2 separate regions of the Homo sapiens genome follow, and region 2 is linked to region 1. Evidence: chromatin loops called from intact Hi-C (ENCODE). Cell type or tissue: mammary epithelial cell. All regions are shown on one strand.

Region 1 (2,500 bases):
GGCAGTACAGGACAGTGATTAAACGCGTCGACCACATTGCCTGGGTTTGAATCCTGCCGCTGCTTTTGAGTAGCTCCTTGAGCTTGGACAAGTTTCTTAGCTTTTCTGTACCTGTTTCCCTGTCTGTAAGTTGGGCCTGGTAATACTTACTTGTAGAGTGGTTGTGAAGTTGAAATGTAAATATATGTGAAGCAGTATAGACATGTTAGCTACTATTATTACAATTAAGCAGCTATACTTTGTTTTTTGTTTTTTGTTGGTTTTTTTTGTTTGTTTGTTTTTTGAGACGGAGTCTCATTCTGTCGCCCAGGCTGGAGTGCAGTGGCACGATCTGGGCTCACTGCAACCTTCGCCCCCTGGGTTCAAGCGATTCTCCTGCCTCAGCCTCCTGAGTAGCTGGGATTACAGGCACCTGCCACCGCGCCCGACTAATTTTTGTATTTTTAGTAGAGACAGGGTTTCACCATCTTGGCCAGGCTGGTCTTGAACTCCTGACCTCATGATCCACCCGCCTCGGCCTCCCAAATAAGCAGCTATACTTTTGAATGTTGGCGTGATTTATGTCTAATGAATAGGCCTCATGTCAGTGTAACTGTGGAATCTGTATGTTCCACTGAGTTCACCCCTTTGTGAAATTTTACCATTAGTGCCTAGTTTCATCTGTAGCGTTGTGTATTGCTTCAGGATTCTTTTTAAGAATGCACCAGGTAGGCAGAGTGTTCTTAATTTTGCTCCACGGTTTCAAATGTCAAGGAAACGTTGGAAGTTGGATTTTGGCATTCAGTATAGATGCAGAGTTGAAAGCAAGATCAAACTGGGAGGTGTTTTGTGAAAGTTGAGATAAACGTGTATTAAGCTTCTTTTTTGAAGCTTTTCTGAATTCGGGATTTACCGGGAAAGTAGGACGTTTAATTTTAGCGGAGTAGTGCAATGATTTAACCCTGACTAGAACTCTGACGTTTACAGCTAGCCTTGAGGCCATGTTTTCAGCCAGTGTGCGGATTTGCCGGGGTCAGACTCCAAGCTTGATTGTGAGTTCTAGCCTTTGTCAGAAATGCAGCAAGTCATGCTAACTTGCAAGGGAGTCAACAGAGGGCACGCGGTGCCTGCGGGGCCGGGACGGAAGCCCCGCCCCCGGCGCAGTTCCCGCCTGTTAGCGGGGGAGAAGCACCTTACACGCTCCGCTCTGCTTTTGTGCCACACAGAGGACGGTCGGGCCCTGGAAGGAACGCTCTCGGAATTGGCCGCGGAAACCGATCTGCCCGTTGTGTTTGTGAAACAGAGAAAGATAGGCGGCCATGGTCCAACCTTGAAGGTAGGAGAGAGTAACGTATCTTTTTAAACGGGGGATGAGCTCGTTGAGCTCAGCGTGGTCACAGCCTGCCTTTTAAAGCCAGCGTGGATGTGACCCTCCAAACGGGACGCAGCGCTGGGAAATGACGAAAAACGCTCGTGGGCTAGCGCATGTGTTAATCGAAGTTGATGAGACGTTGGACAAATTTCACATCTCGGGAAACTTGAAATTTCTAACGCTTTTTATCTTTTAAAATAGCTTTTTAAAAATGTCCTTTTTCTCCTATTTCCCCTTCCTCTTTCCCTCCCAGTTGTAAATAACATTTTTTAGCAGCAATGTAATCTGCTAAATGTTAGTTGTTTAGGGAAGTCCTGAGAAAAGGGGATCAGGAAATGCTTATCTTTGTCATCAAGGTGGCCCTGTAATCTTCCTCTTAATTCTCTCAGGGGTAGGGGACCCGGAAACCCCAGGGTCTGGAGGAGAGCAACCAGGAAGCTCTTGGGGTGACTTCGTTTTCCTTCAGGTGTGTCTTTTTAGCCCAGAGTTAATAGTTGGGTGAAGGGAAAGGAAGAAGTCTTCCCTTTGGCTGGTAGCAAACGCAGTAGAAATCCTTCCTTAGACCTATGCTACTGAGGAGTTATAGCCACTGAGGGATTTATAGCCTACAGTGTTAGAAAAATGCTTGGAGGCTGGGTGTATGTATGTTTTATTTATGTATTTAAAAAAAAAAAACAGTCTTGCTCTGTCACCCAGAGTGCACTGGAGTGCAGTGGCGTGATCTTGTATCACTGCAACCTCCACCTCCTGGGTTCAAGCAATTCTCCTGCCTCAGCCTCCCGAGTAGCTGAGATTACAGGTGCCCGCCACTACACCCAGCTTCACCATGCTGGCCAGGCTGGTCTCAAACTCCTGACCTCAGATGATCCACGGCTGGGTGCATGTTTAAGGGAACAGGACACCTGGGTGATGTTCTATCTCACCTGTGGTAGATTACCAGGTTAGAAAACTTCCCGTAGTCCCATCACCACGATCCATGTGATTTTTGTCCTTATCCATTTATATCTCTGTAATTTTTAAGAAATGAAAACATTGCCTTCTTAGAAGTAAACCTAACGCCTGCGTTAAATGTAAAAATATATTTAGATGTGTTGCAGCCTTAGGAAAAATACTAATAATTTGAATTTTTATTTATTACCTTTTCTTTTA
Region 2 (2,500 bases), 230 kb before region 1:
CAGACAGCAAAGCATGTAGTTGTGTTGCCTCTTTATCTCCAAGTAACATTGTAAAAAATGGACGATAGAATTTGCCAATAAAGATAAAAGTGAAGCAAAGAAACAAAAAGTGATTATTGTGGCAGTGAAGTTCAAATCAAAGATCACTGGAGTTACAGAAGAAATTGGTGGCCATGGGAATGTTGACATTGCCACTGTTCAACTCCAGATGGGCATCCAGAGAGACTTAGTAAAGGTAAACTTATGAACACAAATAAGGAAGGAAGTTGTAAGGAAAAGGATAAAGATGTTCCAGAAAGTGACATGGGCAAAAAATTCACATTAAAGGAATGCTGAAAGATATCTCACAACATTGAAAGCACAAAGGAAAACTTAGAAAGGAGGCTGGGCATGGTGGCTCACACCTGTAATCCCAGCACTTTGGAAGGCTGAGGCTTGAGCTCAGGAGTTCAAGACCAGCCTGAGCAACATAGGGAGACCCCGTCTCTACAAAAAATAAAAAAGTTAGCCAGGTGTGGTGTTATGTACCTATGGTCCCAACTACTCAGAAGGCTGAGGTGGGAGGATCGCTTTAGCCTGGGAGGTCAAGGTTGTGGTGAGCTGTGATCATGCCACTGTACTTCAGCTCAGGTGACAAAGACCCTGTCTCAAAAAAAAAAAAGCAAAACACATTAATTCTCAATATTTCTGTTTTAAATTATGGCATAATAAAGAAATATTAGGTTTACAATTTTTTCATTTCTCTATATATTTATATCCAACAGTAAGAAAGTTTTTAATATTTTGACAAAAGTTTTTAAACATCACAAAACAATTGTAATTTTTCCCACTGATAATTGAGATCACTTTGAAGGGTGTTGGCTTGCATATCATGTTTACAGAACAGTGTTATCATGCAAAGTGAAGACTGCCTGTACTTTACATGTATTATTTCATTTACCTATTTCTTTCTTTCTTTTTTTCCCCCCTTGCTAGGTCACTGCCCCATTTTCAGCACTAGATGGTGCTGAAACCCACGTTTGCCTCCATTCTAATAAATAATCAGTGCCCCTCATCCTTAATGGGGGATATCCCAGTAGTTTGGGAAGGCTAGCTAGGGGTTCAGTGTCCAAGGGACCTATGGACCCAACCTCCTACAGTGTGGTGCTGCTGAACAGCCACTATGATTTGGTGTCTCCATCTCTTTTTGTCAAGTTACACAGCAGAGTTTCCAGAGCTGGGATGGTAGTCTCACCTCTCCCCTTTGTCTCTGGCTGTTCTCAGGGATATTTCTCCTCTAGGGACTGCTGATGCTTCTAGTGGTTGAGGCTGGGACAAGTCTCCTGCAAGGGAACCCAAGATTGTGGAGAAGCTGGTTGTCTATGCCTTGATCTCACTTTTTACAGTGTACAGACTGTGAGTTGGGGGAAATTTTCATGCAGTTGGTGCCTGGCAGATTGTGGGGAGGGGATTACAGATATGGAAGTCTGATTCTCTTACCATCTGCTCAGAGTTTTTTAAACTTCTCTGTGGCCCCAGCAAATGTCTCATCCTCATATTTGAGTTCTCGGATATTGCTGGTGATAATTTCAGTGTTGAATATTAGTTTTGGGTTTTCCATTGGGGGGTGTGAAGCCAGATTGCTTCCTTGCTGCCACTTTGGAACCATATTATCTCATTTAATCCTTTGACTAACCCTAAGAAGCAGATGCTCTTATTATTCCCATTTTATAGACAAAGAATCTGAGGTTCAAAGAGGATAAATAATTTGACCAAGGCCATACAACTAGTTAAGTAGCTACAACCTATTGGGTCTTAAAGCCCTTGATCTTAACCCCAAATGAAACAGTCCAGGTAAATGACTCTGGTGGGTGTTTGATACGGAGGAGTGGGCAGAGAGGAGAGGAAGTAGTGAGAGATGAAAGTACCTTCTCTAACATATGCCTAAAAAGTCTAGAGCAGCACTGTCCAATAGAGCTTTCTATAACACAACAGATGCTCCCTTACCCAAGGGGGATACATTCAAAGACCCCCAGAGATGCCTAAAACCACGGATAGCACCAAATCCTATATACCTCTAACTAAGACAGCTACTCAATTACGAATGGGCAGGTGGCACATACAGTGTGGAAACACTGGACAAAGGATGATTCACATCCCAGGCAGGTAAGAGCGGGACAGCGCAAGACTTCATCATGTGACTCAGGATGTTACACAATTTAAAACTTACAAATTGCTTATTTCTGGAATTTTCCATTTAATATTCTCAGACTGCATTGACTGTGGGTAAGTGAAACCATGGCTAAAGAGGGATTCCTGTACATGTATAGAATACATAATATTTATATAATCTATAATAGAGAATTAATGTATCTATTCAACCCTGGTATACATGTAGGTATACATGGACTTCAGGATCCATCTTTTCTTGATCCTCCAGGACTTTGATCCACCAAATCCCAGCTCTTTCTGAACAGATCTACTTGCCCTATGGGATGTAATTTCCAGTGGAGCTGCTCTA

The links. Peaks named below come from ENCODE experiments on the same cell type or tissue, not always from the same donor. Only the 100,000 strongest peaks of a DNase experiment are listed, where the experiment ranks them.
Region 2: it touches region 1 in a loop (5-fold over the local background); 10 of 110 quality-filtered maps call a loop at or near these places.

The regions. Positions count from the first base shown.
Region 1 is chr12:104,287,726-104,290,225 of GRCh38, forward strand. TXNRD1 (thioredoxin reductase 1) reads left to right here. Exons shown (of 17, transcript NM_001093771.3): 4 at 1,206-1,315. Among named protein-coding and RNA genes, the nearest start is that of TXNRD1-AS1, 8.1 kb to the left of the region's middle. RefSeq lists enhancers at 1-93, 94-641, 642-1,187 and a silencer at 1,054-1,183. In mammary epithelial cell, a CTCF peak has its summit at 1,135; a DNase peak (open chromatin) is centred at 1,126; H3K4me3 peaks cover 2,464 bases; H3K27ac peaks cover 2,500 bases.
Region 2 is chr12:104,056,868-104,059,367 of GRCh38, forward strand. It overlaps a transcript of GLT8D2 not described here. Among named protein-coding and RNA genes, the nearest start is that of HCFC2, 6.4 kb to the right of the region's middle. In mammary epithelial cell, a CTCF peak has its summit at 995 (motif pointing right); a DNase peak (open chromatin) is centred at 2,144; H3K27ac peaks cover 198 bases.